2 separate regions of the Homo sapiens genome follow, and region 2 is linked to region 1. A link is a contact called in ENCODE Hi-C data. All regions are on one chromosome and are shown on one strand. The core of a region is the stretch at or near the end of the contact, and the rest is flanking DNA. Distances in the headings are between cores, read along the strand shown.

Evidence for each region. A loop is a pair of places that touch in the nucleus more often than their neighbours do. Pooled maps may share reads with other maps.
Region 2: a map of mammary epithelial cell shows a loop between it and region 1 (6-fold over the local background). The contact joins two enhancer-like sites. A Hi-C loop is called at or near these places in 6 of 168 maps with a recorded cell type or tissue (CD4-positive, alpha-beta T cell, CD4-positive, alpha-beta memory T cell, PC-3 and 3 more), 11 of 37 single-sample maps with no recorded cell type and 15 of 50 pooled maps.

What each region holds. Positions count from the first base shown.
Region 1 is chr7:35,641,313-35,648,671 of GRCh38, reverse strand. The region is part of intron 5 of HERPUD2 (HERPUD family member 2); the gene reads left to right. Among named protein-coding and RNA genes, the nearest start is that of HERPUD2, 50 kb to the left of the region's middle. Within about 2 kb of position 1,336, at least 7 of the 41 ENCODE cell types and tissues checked have a DNase peak (open chromatin) inside an H3K27ac peak, as active enhancers do.
Region 2 is chr7:35,902,125-35,909,297 of GRCh38, reverse strand. It overlaps SEPTIN7 (septin 7), which reads right to left. Exons shown (of 14, transcript NM_001788.6): 13 at 6,083-6,222; 14 at 2,188-5,044. The coding sequence ends at 5,005. Among named protein-coding and RNA genes, the nearest start is that of SEPTIN7, 100 kb to the right of the region's middle. Within about 2 kb of position 2,702, at least 3 of the 41 ENCODE cell types and tissues checked have a DNase peak (open chromatin) inside an H3K27ac peak, as active enhancers do.

The sequences.
Region 1 (7,359 bases), core at 87-2,586:
CTAATGACTGAGCACATTTGAAGTCTTCTATCTGTCACATTTACTAATACTACATTGGCCAAAGCAATCACATGGCCACTCTCAACAGGTCAGCAGCATTGAGAGGGGGAAGTATTGCAAAATTACATCAGGTGCTGTGCTGGTAAATGCTTAACAGCTGGCTTTGGTGGGGGTGAGGGAAATAAAGCCCTAGATTTGTAGCATTTGCTGATTTCTCTGGTGTAAATACTCCCATCATGGCTCAGCAGTCTACTGTTATGAGCCAGGTAAGCCAGCGTAAACCAGCTTTGCCACTGAGGGGCACATAGTATGCATGTATAATCCTGTTATAGAAGACTGAAGAACTGGGGCGATCTTTTACCATAAATATTTGGTCAGTTTTATTCCCGTGAAATATTACCATAATCAGCATTCTTAAATATGTATGCTTACATATTAGCAGTTATTATTTTAGGATAAATTGTGACAAAGGGAATTCCTGAATCAAAAGTGTTCTTAAGATTTTTGAGGCCCTTAAAGACTTGCAAAATTGCAGTAAAGTTGTACCAGTTTACTTTCTCGGTAATGTTGAAGATCCTGAGTCTCTTTACTTGTACAGATATGTACTTGCTAACGTGATAAGTTGGAATGTCCTTGTTTTAATCTGAGACATGATAAAGAGGCATTCTTTATGTTTTGTGAGTTGCTTATTTGTTGGTGTGGTGGTTATCTTTAAAAATTCATTTACCACACTTTATCCAAAAGGATATTAATAACTAATACTTATTGAGCATTAGCAGAAGTTAGGCATTGTATTAAGCACCTATATGTGCCTTACTTCACTACATTTTATAAAAACTCTGGTCTCAGCACTGTTATCTGCCACTTATGGATGAGGAGAATGAGACTTAAAGGTTATGCAGTTTGCCTAAGTTCACAATAGCAGAACTAGAATTCAAATCCATTTTTAACTTGGAGGCCTATATTCTTAACAGCATTGCCGAAGTGACTATTTTGTCTATCATTTGTTTCACTGTTCTTTCCTAGGTTATCATTCGTATTTTGACTTTGTTCATAATGGCAGTGTCCCACCTCCAACCACAATTCAAAACTTTTTTCTGGTCAGATCTACCCGTCAGATTTTAAGTATTGGTGACTGTGTGAGCAAATCTATTTGCATGAAGACCCTGTGACTTCATTCAGTAAATGTTTACTTTAGAATCTGCTGTGTACTAGGCACTCAGGAGAGGAAAATGAATTCTGTACTTTCTCACTGAAAGTAGGTCAGATAGGCAAATGAATTACCATCTGCTGATGGGCTGTCATGGCCTCGAAAAAAATGCTGAGGGAGCCTGGAGGAGGGTGGGACTATCTCTGCTTGGAGGAGTGGGAAGGGCTTCAGAGGTGATAACATTTGAGCTGCCTTGAAGGGGGTTAATAGGGAGAATAAAGCAATCGCAGAGTCTTGAAAAGGAGGCTTCTGGGAACACAGTGGGGATTCCATGAGGTTGCTGCTTGGTCGCTTGTATGGAGTGGTGGGGGAAGCAAGGCTAATTTAACAAGTTTCCTGTGAAAGTTTGTTCCTGAAGTTTCCAGTTCCTTTAATCTCTTCTCCTCTGTAATTTTAACTTTTTAAAACCTACGATGATTGTATTTTGGTATAGCTTTCAAGTATATAATTGTGAATGACAGTCTTTCTCCTTCTTGGTTTTTTTTTCATAATTTCTAAGGTACTCCAGTAATTTTATGTGTTTCAGTGAATTTGCCTTGCTCCCTTTTTTCTGTTATTATCCTACAGTGCTAACTAGTATAGCCGATCTGAAAAGAAAAAAACAAGCTGTCAGAACTTCTGCCACCAGCTGTGATTTCCTCCAGCTTGTTTATTTCAGCTGTTTCCTCATTGTGAATTTCCTAGGGGCAGAGGGAGAAACCAGGTTATTATCTTACTCAGTTTTCCTTGCATAAAGAATATGACATTTTCTATGGGGACAGGCATATTACACATTCCAAATAGTTACATTTTCCTCATGTTTCTGCTATTTTATTTTGCTTTTTGCCAAAAAAAGAAGACAATTAATTTAACATTTTGTATTTTCTTCCAGTATGCTTGCTTGCTTTTTCTTTTTTTAAATAGATGGAGTCTCACTCTGTCGATGAGGCTGGAGTGTGGTGGTGCCATCATAGCTCACTGCAGCCTTGAACTTCTGGTTTCAACTGATCCTCCCACCTCAGCTTCCTGAGTAGCTGGGACTTCAGACATGTGCCACCATGCCCAGCTAATTGAATTTTTTTTTTTAGAGATAGGGTCTCGTTATGTTGCTTAGGCTGGTCTCAAACTCCTGGCTTCAAGCAGTCCTACCATCTCAGCCTCCCAAGTAGCTAGGATTATAGGCTTGAACCACTGTGCCCAGCTCATTATCCTTTACTTTGTAAATGTTTTTATTTAATATAGTTGAAATTTTTACTGTGTTGGTAACCTTACATGTTTTCATTTAATGTTGAATAATTAAGTGGAATTTACAAATTACTAGATTAAATAGTTGCTTATAATCAGTATTTTATTTTCAATATTTTCTTAATGCTCATATGAAGTTGTTCAAAACATATTTATTGTGCTAGATGCTAGAGATACAGTAATAATGGATAAAGCCCATTCCCTATTCTTAGGAACACAGAGACTGGTCAGAGAGACAGTAGATTAAACAGGCAATTTATTTTTAAAATTATTTTCTAAGAGGTAATACATGTGAGTGGTACCGTGTTCAAAACAAAACGAAACAAAAGTATGTAAGAGTTTCATTTCTATGTCTTACACCACTTGCCCTCCTTAGAGGCAACCATTATTAGCTGTTTCCCCTGTATTATTCTAGAGATAAAATGTGCTTACACAAGTATGTGTGTATGTGCGTGCATGTGTATATGTGTGTTTATTTTAACACATAATGGCATACTTTCTATGCAGTAAGTCCTCACTTAAAATCACGATAGGGTCTTGGAAACTGCAACTTTAAGTGAAACAATATTAACAAAACCAACTTTTTTTTCATTAATGTTATAAAAATATGACATTATTCCAGGACCTGTTATACATCATTTTGTTTAAAGTCACAGTTTCCAAGAACCTATTGACAATGGAAGTGAGGGCTTACTGTACACACTAGCCTATATCTTGTTTTTTCACTAAATATATTAACAACTGCACCACATTAATACACAAGAGCTGTCCCATTCTTTGTTTATATAATATATATTTTTTAGTTTTTATTTTTATTTTGTTAGAGATGGGATCTCACTATATCGCCCAGACTTCCCTGAACTCCTGGGCTCAAGCAGTCCTCCTGCCTCAGCCTCCCGAGTATCTATGACTATAGGGAAGCCCAGCTGTCTCATTCTTTATTAATTGCACAGCATTCTATTATACAGATTACTATAATTTAATGAACCAGTCCCTGCTGATGGATATTTAGGTTAAACAGTCAGTATTTTTATATACTGCTTTTTTATTTTTAAAGACTTTATTGTACTTTTTAAACATTCACAAAGTACAGAAGATATTGTAATGAACCCCAGTGCAGCTAATACCTAACTTCAACAATCAGCAAACTACCATTGTTCATCTAGTTCCCCTTCTGTTTCCTTTTTTATCCTTGGGCTAGAGTTTAAAACAAAACCTAGACCTTATAATTTTATCTGTAAACAGTGTGTATTTGTAACAGATATGGTAGCTATGGGCTTTAAAAAATCTTAATCACAATACCATTAGAAATCTCAACAAAATTTAAAAATCTTCAATATCATCTAGTATTCACTTTGTGTTCAGTTTTCCCTGAGTGTCTCAGATGTCTTTTTATAGTTATTTTGATTGAATGAGTATTTGAAGAGACTGACATAGTGCATTTGGTTGATGTTTCCTTTCTTTTTTTGTTGAGACAGAGCCTCACTGTTTCCCCCAGGCTAGAGTGCAGTGGTGCGATCTTGGCTCACTGGAACCTCTGCCTCCTGGGTTCAAGTGATTCTCCTGTGTCAGCCTCCTGAGTAGCTGGGACTATAGGCACACGTCTCCACACTGGCTAATTTTTGTATTTTTAGTAGAGATGGGGTTTCACCATGTTGGCCAGGCTGGTCTCCAACTCCTGAGCTCAAGCAATCCACCTGCCTCAGGCTCCCAGAGTTCTGGGATTACAGGCATGAGCCACTGCCCCTGGCAGGTTGATGTTTCTTAAAGCTTTTCTAATCTAATTCCCTTTTCCTTTCTTTTCTTTCTTCATACTCTTTCTGTAGTTGTTCTGTGTTATTTCCCACAGTGGTCTAAATATAGCTGACTAAGTTCTCATGGTGTCATTTAGCATTTTTCTTTATCCTATATTGCCTGTAAACTGGTAGTTAGATCTAGGGCCTGATTAAATTCAATTAAGGTTCATCTTTTTTTTTTTTTTAAAGGAATTATCCCATGGGTGGGTGGTGCTATGTATGTTTTAGAAAAAAGGAAAAAAGAATCATGAGTTCATACTGATATATCAAATTTAGGTTAAAAGTTAAAGAGTTTTCACAAATCATCTTTGGTATGTGTATTTATATATCTTCTATGCTAAAACATCCTAGTCCCTAATGAATTAGCATAATTACTTATTTGCTTTATTTGTATGTATATATGCTTATGTTTTTCAAATAGTTTTAAAATAGCAGTACTATTTCCGCTTTTGTAAGATCACTGAATGTGGTTTAAAACTTTCATTGTTCTTTTTGTATTTAGTAGTTACCCTACTAGGGATAGTTAAAATATTGTTTTGAAGTCAGTAGAATAATTCTCTGTGTGGTTATACTATTAAACATGAAACTTCTTTAGTTTTTTTTTTTTAACAGCTTTCTATTTTTTCTTTTTAGTTTAGTTTTTTTTAATTACATAAAACATTATTAGTGTTCCAGTGTCAAAACAAGATACATTCAGAGAGGCTTATTTTCATTTTCTTCACTCATCTTGTTCTCTTCCTTTCCATAATAATTTATTATTTTATTTTTATTATTATTTTTTCCATTGGTTTCTTTGTGGAAAATTCATGAAAGTGTGTGTGTGTGTGTGTACACACATATATGTATACACACATATAAATATATCCTCATTCTTATACAAATGTTATTATGCATATTCTTCTTAACATTGTTTTTCAACAAAATTTCATGTAAATATCTAAGAAGTCACTCCATAGGAGTAGAGAGAGATCTTCATTCCTTTTTATAGCCGCATACTAATTCATTCAGTGCATAAACTGTGACATCCAACCTCATATTGACAAATATTTGAGTTATTTGCAATCTTTGCTATTATAAATAGTGTTTGATGAATAGTTTTGTGGAAACATCCCTTCATGTTTTTGTTATATTTTGGCTTTGCTGTATTTAGGATAGATTTGTGTCTTACAGTAGGAATGGGCCAAAGTAGATAGGTCAGAGAGTAAATGTCTACATAGGTGTGCGGTTAAAAAGGCAGTTTCAACGTGGCGATAAGTGCTATGATAACATCCTCTATTTTTAAAAAAATTAATGAGCTATTGTCCCTGTCTCCAGTTTCTCTCTATTATTAGAGGACAGCAGGCTGGAAGTGGGAGTATGTATAAAGGTTTTATTAAAGGGCAGAGATGTGAAGTTTTTTTCCATATTTCATATTTCTATAAGCTAATTTTCAAAAATAGAATTACTTGGGCAGTTGGGCATAAGAGCAAAGCTTTTTGAAAAACTTTTGGGTTCACGGGTACACGGTCAGATTTGTTACATAGGTAAACTCGTGTCATGGAGGTTTGTTTTACAGATTATTTGGTCACCCAGGTACTAAGCCTAGTACCCAGTAGTTATTTTTTCTGATACTCTCCCTCCTCCCACCCTCCACTCTCAAGTACGCTGAAGTGTCTGTTATTCTCCTCTTTGTGTCCATGTGTTCTCATCATTTAGCTCCCACTAATAAGTGAGAACATGCGGTATTTGGTTTTCTGTTCGTGCGTTAGTTTCCTAAGGATAATGACCTCCAGCTCCATCCATGTTCCCGCAAAAGACATGATCTCATTTTCTTTTATGACTGTTTAGTGTTCCATGGTGTATATGTACTTTTTCTTTATCCAATCTGTCATTGATGAGCATTGAGGTTGATTCTGTGTCTTTGCTATTGTGAATAGTGCTGTATGAACATTCACATGCATATGTCTTTATGATAGAATGATTTATATTTCTTTGGGTATATACCCAGTAATGGAATTGCTGGGTCAAATGGTAGTTCTGTTTTTAGCTCTTTGAGGAATCACCACTCTGCTTTCCACAATGGTTGAACTAATTTACACTCCCACCAACAGTGTAGAAGTGTTCACTTTTCTCTGCAACCTTGCCAGCATCTGTTATTTTTTAACTTTTTAATAGTAGCTATTCTGACTGGTGTGATATGGTATCTCATTATGGTTTTGATTTGCATTTCTGTAGTGATCAGTGATGTTGAGCTTTTTTTCATTTGCTTGTTGGCCACATGTATATCTTCTTTTGAAAAGTGTGTGTTCATGTCCTTTGCCCACTTTTTAAATGTTTTTCTATTCTTTTAAAATTGTTTAAGTTCTTTATAGATGCTAGATATTAGACCTTTGTCTGATGTATAGTTTGCAAATATTTTCTTCCATTCTGTAGGGTATTTGTTTACTCTGGTGATAGTTTCTTTTGCTGTGCAGAAGCTCTTAAGTTTAATTAGATCCCATGTGTCAATTTTTGCTTTTGTTGCAATTGCTTTGGCATCTTTGTCATGAAATCTTTCCCCATTCCTGTGTCCAGAATGGTATTGCCTAGGTTGTCTTACAGGATTTTTATAGTTTTGAGTTTTACATGTAAGTCTTTAAACCATCTTGAGTTGATTTTTTGTCTGTGATGTAAGGAAGGTGGGTCCAGTTTCAATCCTCTGCATATGACTAGCCAATTATCCTAGCACCATTTATTGAATAGTTTTCCCATTGCTTGTTTTTTGTTAGCTTTATCAAAGATCAGACAGTTGTAGGTGTGCAGCCTTATTTCCGGGCTATTTTGTTCCATTGGTCTGTGTGTCTGTTTTTGTACCAGTACTGTGCTGGTTTGGTTACTGTAGACCTGCAGTAGTTTGAAGTCAGGTAACATGATGCCTCCATCTTTCTTCCTTTTGCCTGGGATTGCCTTGGCTATTCAGGCTCTTTTTTGGTTCCATAAGGATTTTAAAATAGTTTTTTCTAGTTCTGTGAAAAATGTCATTGGTAGTTTCATAGGGATTGCATTGAATCTACAAATTGCCTTGGATAATATGGCCATTTTAATGATATTGATTCTTCTTATCCATGAGCTAGAATTTTTTTTCCATAGAGCAAAACATTTTTAAAGGTC
Region 2 (7,173 bases), core at 1,453-3,952, 260 kb before region 1:
TGGCACCTCTGCCCAGCAATAAAAAGGTCTAAGGAAGATTTCATTTGTGTCTGGGTGAGAGAACTGTGTTCCCAAAATATTGAATACAACATTTAGTTTTGTTTTTTAACTTTATCAGGGTAAGCCAGAGATTTGTATAATCACATTGAGAGTTATCCCTAAGGAAAAAAAAATTGGACAGCTCCTATTATGTCCCACCGATATATTCCGACTTCTGAAATGCAGGGAAAACAGCTCACATTAACACCAGGGGCCATGCCAGAGTGCTCATTACTTCACTCACCATTTGCCAAGTTGCTTAAAACTACTGGCTTATCCAAGACACAGGGAACTTTTCTGTGCTACGCTAGAGTACAGCATATATTTAAATATGAAAGAGATCATTAAAAATTCAAAGACAACAGAATTAAATGAGGGGTAAAAAAGTTGTATGCCTTTGCCAGAACAAGTTAGTTTGGTATCCCCACACTTGGGTGAGAGCCAGCCCCTCACCCAGGGGAATCTGTGCTCTACTTACGTGCAAATCTCCCGGTGAAATGCTGCTCCCTTGCAACACACTTGGACAAAAGGGAGCTAAGCGGGGTGGCCCACCTCGAAGAGAGAACAAAGAGAACAAAAAGGAAGTTTGTTGGTAGTGTCTGACTACCCCCCCTCTGCTAGCCTCCTCATCTATGCCACATCTTCACAAACCTCTGCTCTCAGAGGTGTCAGCTACTGCCTCTTCCCACCCCCATAGGGTTTCAGAAAGCCTGAGTGGCATTCGATTTCGGCAGGTCCACAAACAGCATCTAAAAGAGGTTCCGTGTGGCCAATAGGGTTTCAGGCTACCCTTTTTGAGAGCCTGGCGCAGAACAAGGTCTCCTTTCACTTGACCCTCCTTTGCCAATACAAGGCTGTTTGGCTGGGTCCAGCACCCCATGGGGCAAATGTTCAGGCCAAGAATAGTCTTCATTCTTCCCATGAAGCTTTCAAAGTCTTCTAAAGAACACAGGAAATTGTCAGCCTCTATTTTCTGCTGAAAATGGCTGACACTAAACTTTGAACATTCTGTGGATGAATCCCAAATTATGGGAACCAAGTTTGCTTGAAAAGCAGCAAAAGTTTTCATTAAAGATGAGAGACTCTGATAAACCATCTCGGCATTACTTACAAAGAATGGTGTATTTTATAACTCCAATTACTAACACCTTTCCTCTTTTGACCAAAATTACCTTATTTCCATGGAAGTAACTCCAAAAGACTATCTCTGTGCACAAAGAAGCAGATCCAGAGACTTACCATGGCACCATGCACATTTCCTAAAAATAAACCGTCACTAAAACTGAGAAGAAATACTTTTTGGTCTGTCATGACCCCAGCAGATTGTCACATTCTCGAGGTCTGGACACCTTAACGTGTGCAGTCACAATGTAATCCTCACTCCAAACCAGCAAGGAAGGCATGGGGTCTGTTTTATAGCTGAGAAAACATTCATAGAAGTTACATGCCCAATTCACAGAGTTGGGGTCTAAACTGAGACAATTAGCATGTCTGGTGCTTTCTGCTTCTCCAGGCTGCCTGGTGGCCAGCTGCCCCTCTTAATCAGGGAGCATCTGCTCTGTGCTAACAACTCTGTAGAAGATCATGCTTCAGAAATGTGGCAGTGTAGCAGACCAGGTACTTGCAAGGCGTAATATTTAAGCACAGGCCCTGGTGTAACTAAGACCAGTTCAAACTCTTGTTCTGCCAGTTACCACCTATTGAATAAGCTACTAAACATCTTAAACCCTCAGTTTCCTCATCCTTTTGCAGATGAGGAAACAGGGTTTAAGATGTTTAACTTATTCATTTATTAGATAATGTATTAATAAGTTACCTTAAGAGATAACTTACCCAATTGTTATCATTAAGGATTAAATAACACATGTAACTACTTAGGTTACCATCTGGAACAGGACAGTTATGGGAAGTTTTTATTACAAAAGGGGCAGGTAAAATTCTGGATGAAGTACAAGGGCTTACATTTGCAAGCTTATTATTAGAAAGGACTTCGATTTACTGGTGTGGCAAATTTTCCTTTCAGATCAAGTAGGACACCACAGCAGTCTTCACTAGGACCTTCCTTGGTGATTCAACAATAACTATTAACTATCCACATACTGCCTAGATCGATGGCCTCCAACGTGCAAAGTAATAATTCATTGGAGCTTGGGGAAAGTGTAAACCTTTTATTTCACTCTTTCAAATTTTGTTCCATAATGTTCACATTAGTGTAGCAGTACATTTGTTGACACATATTTTCATTGTTCAATACATATAATTATGGACACATGCTCAACAAATATTTTTGTAAGGAAATAGCATCAGGTTTGGAGACCATGATCTAGATAACTGAGTCAACATTTCGCTCCTCATGCATTCATAGCTATCAAGCCGTCTTTCCTTTTTCCCCCTTACCTACCATATCCTGACTTCTACTCCTAGTTTCTCCAAGAGGACAAAACATATTAAGATGCGGTGGGTCAGAATGTGCAGGTGGTAATGTGACACCCAGCTAATGAGTCTGAGAGGCATGGGTATCTCCTCAGCTTTCAAGATTACAGCCTGAGCTACACAGAAATAAACTGTGCCCACTTAACTTGCTTGTGAACCTGATATGGAAGCAATGATATCCCATTCCACTAGGTGGCAGCAAAACTCTACCCACAAGGTGCCCAAGTGGTTCACTGGTATTATTAGTGCTTACTTGTTCAGCCCCACTTAATTAGCAGAAAGACAGTGGCTAACAGGATACTTAAATTACATAATGCCTCCAACAGTGGAGAACAGACACTGCCATTTTGCTTTCTACAGGCTGGCCTTTCCTTAGGCCTACCTGAATTTTACATGTATTGTGAATGATCTTCTCAGACATCCACAGGCCAAATGGCAAAAAGAACCTTCTGATATACCTAAGCCTGGAGTCAACAATCAAAAGTCCTAGTAAAGTTATATAGATCCTGTATCAGATTCAGGTAAAACCCTGGGCATGCCATGGATAAAGAAAGACTTCTGAAAGTTTTCATTAGGATGGTAGAATAATGAATGTCTTACAAATTTATTATTATAATACATAGAATTTTGAAATAGTATTTCCCAGAAGCAGTAGTACTTAACCAGTTCAGCAGGCAGTCTATATACATTTTTTACCTTTGCATTTTCCAAATTCAGTAGGTTATTGTTAGCCTCCCTAAAACCAAACAATTTTGGCTAGAGGTGTTAACCCAATCTCTCAAAACAAAAACTGAAAAAAATAAACACCCAAACAACAATCTCTCTGCTATTGACTTATAATTATTCCCTCCGCTTAGGTCATTAATTTTAAAAAGTAAATAGGGTAAAACATTTCAAGATAATAAACTAGGCTACATTAATTAATTTCTTACCTAAATTATGCATTACATTAAAATCTATGTCACTTGACCTTAAGAAAAGAAATGACACTACCCTCTTTACAGTTAAAAAAAATTTCAGTTTCCAGGGACTTGAGAGTATACCTAATCTGAATGAGTCAGAAACTGTTCTCAGAGGCCAGGCATGACGGCTCATGCCTGTAATCCCAGAACTTTGGGAGGCTGCAAAAAATACAAAAATTAGCCAGGCGTGGTGGTGCACGCCTGCAATCCCAGATACTCAGGGGGCTGAGGCAGGAGGACTGCTTGAGCCCAGAGGGTTGAGGCTGCAGTCAAGTCGTGTTTGTGCCACCGCACTCCAGCCTGGGCAATGAAGCAAGACCCTGTCTGGGGGAAAAAAAAAATGTTCTCAGAAAAATAAGCATACAAATGAGAGATAGAAATGAATAGAGAGATATGGTATCTCTTAAATTAGAAAATCAGCACATATGCATTCTAAATGAGACAAGCATATAAAAGATGTCATTGTAGAGGAGGCAAACTTAAGCTGAAAAGTTTCTTCCCAAACATACTCTACTCTTGTACATCGACTGTAGGATATTTAAGACCTCACACAATATTACATCACAACATCGTTTATTATGTGAATTTTTTACAATACAAACAAAAAATACAGAAATGCAATATATGAATACAGCTAAATGCAGAATGGTGACTTTTTTCTCTTCAAGAGGCCATGATTCCCATTTCTAGTAAAATAAAGAGACTGCATATAGGTAGAAACAGGTTGGTCATTAGCTTCACAATTTTGCCTAGAAATGATCTATAAATGCATTTCCCCCCCTGCTACTTACCATAAAGTGTAAAAAGGGAGTTAAAGGAAAGTTTCCTTGTTGGTTCCTACCATATGAAAGATGCTATATTCTATTTTAGCAGTGCCAATATATGGAAAATATCTAAATTAAATGTTATTACAAAAATGAAGCAGTAATGAGATTCTGGCTAAAGAGGGCACTAAATGAGAATAATATATATTTAAAGAATCCAAAACAAACAAACAAAAAGACGTTGTTATAAAAAAGCTCTAGGTGCACAGTAAGCATATAGGGTTTTTTTTTTTTCCATGTGTATTTTTAAACAATGGAAGTGTCAAAAAATAGGGTCAACTGTGTTAGACTAAATTACATTATTGTATATGCTGCACTGAATGGAACCTTTGTATTGTAATTATCATAGAGAAGCACAGTTTGCATCATATTATGGCAATTTATCCTCAATGAAAATCTTCCAGAGTCCTTTTATTTTGGAATATCCTGTAAACAATCAAACCACCAGAACATGATTGTACAACAGTAAAATGTTCTCTTGCATTAAACTGAAGATATCTGTTTAATAAAAAAAGAAAATGTAGGAAAGGTACTTAGAGCTCTTACTTTCTAAGTACAGAACACCCTAGACAATTCAAGGCATCTTAATCTCCATCAAGAACAAAAAAAAAAATAATTTTTGTCATGCTGTTAAATCCATCATTATGGATAAAACTGGTGCAAATTGGTCAAACGGATCCAACAAACACTGATGTCCAAGCTGGCATATTGGCAACTAATACGTTAACTGGTGGTCAATAGAGAGTTTAAAAGATCTTCCCTTTCTTCTTGTTCTTTTCCAAGGTTCTAAAGGATAAAAGGAAAATAAGCAAGATGAGTAACCATTTTATAAACATGATAGACAACATGATAACAACAGCTAACCCAATTACAACAATGTTGGGATTTTCAGATACTACTTTTTCACTGAAAAAAATTAAAAGATTTAGAAGTAAACAGCTAAGACAATGTTAATCTATAATAGCATTTTCTTAGACAATCAAATATTTGACAAAACTCCAGGATAAGCAGTAAAAAAATAAGGCAAAACTCCATTTTAATATACAAGAACAATTCTTCCCAAATGAAACAGCACAAACTAAAAAGTATCAACTGGCAGCAAACAGGGTATTCTTTTTCCCCCACTGTCATTTGCATTTTGAAGTGCAATTGCTTTCACAAATCTATTTTCCTCTTCTTTGGGGAAAATGTTAACAGTAGGGTAGTGTAGTAGAACAAATGTCAAATCTGAAAATGTTTAGTAATGAGGATAAACTATATAATCCTTATAGGAATGCCACTTTTCAGTTTTAAGTGAAACTATTAAGGAAAAGAAAACCAAGGTACAAATATTATTGAATTTTGTATAAATTAAGAGAAAGTAATTGATTAGTTGTATTGGAAATCAAATATCTAACATTTTGTCTTAAGAATTTTATCGTAAAAACATAATTCAACAGTTAAAACATACCCCTAAATATGTAATAGATTTTGAAGAATGTTCCCTTTGTGTGCCAAAAATTGAAAACAACCCTTATGTCCAACAACTGGGGGGAGGAGGTAAGAAATCCAATGAAGGTAAGTTAACTGGGGAGAATGTTATGAAGTTGCTAAATCATAATTATGAATATTAAGTCATGAAAGATGTACTGAAAAAATACTGCTAATGGACACAGACTGTATCCATCCATATAAAAATATTTATCTATGAAAACCATTGTGTTTGGAATGCATGATAATGGGTGATGACTTTTTAAGTGTTATTCTAATGTTTTTTAAATAAGTAGGAAAACAATTCTTTAAAACATTAATACACACATTTCTTAGTAATCTGCTATTAGTTACCTTGAAGAGTTCTGTTGTTCTAAAATACGTTGTTGAGCTTCCCAGTTTGCTTTCTCATCCTCGAACTGACGACGTTTTTCCTCCAATTCTTTGTGCTGTGCTTCCAAATTCTTTTTCATTTGCTCATGGCGCCGCTGGAGCTAAATCATAGCACAATATATAAAACAAAACTATTTAAGAAATCAGAAGCAGAGGTATGTTTCATCCAGACACCCTAATGATAAGGAGTATGAGCACTATTTGAATAGCCCTGTTGTAAATTCAGAGTACTACCTGGAAGTACTCTGGTCAAGGACTCCTCCTCCTTTAGGACCTGCCACCCAAAAGGCCAGTGACCCAAGACAATAATCTTGGGAAACAGGAAAAAAAAAAAAAGCAACAAACTTAACAGTGTGGAGTACTTTATAATGGAAAATTACTATCTTATCTCGTTTTTCTTTAATCACAAATATGTTGGAGGCTGGGCAGTGAACACATCACTGTTCTCATTGTACAGATGAGGAAACAGTTGCAGAATTTAAGTGACTTGCCCAAGATTGCTAGCCAGAAAGTGGAAGAACCAGGACTTGAATAAGCCTCCTAATTCCAAGTTTAGAAAGCTAAGACAAGTGAAAAGAAAGCAGGTAGTTTAGGACCCTAAGAGCTCAAAGATGCCAGCAAAGTACTCTGATTCCTGTAAGCAGTGGTTCTCAGACATTGGTCTTCATGCAAATCACCTGGGATGTTTGTTAAAAATATAGAATCCTGGACCTCACTCAGACGTACTGAATTAGAATATCTGGGTGTTAAGTCTGGAAATGTGGATTTTCAACAAGTTACAGTGATTCTAATGCAGCTGGTCCTTCCTTCTCTGTGTATTAATACTGTAAAGAATGCTGACTGAGAGGCAGTAAACACTCATGCGAAGTAACTGCAGAAACAAAGTGCTTTAAGTCCAAGAGATCATTAGATAAGTAATTTCATTTAGGTGCAAGTCAATCCATTTCTGAAAAAAAAAAAAGTCAACAAATTTTAAAAATCAGATTAAATCCTTCTATGCCAAATACCCAAGGACTATTCAAAACCTTCAGTTATCCAGGAATTATGTTCTG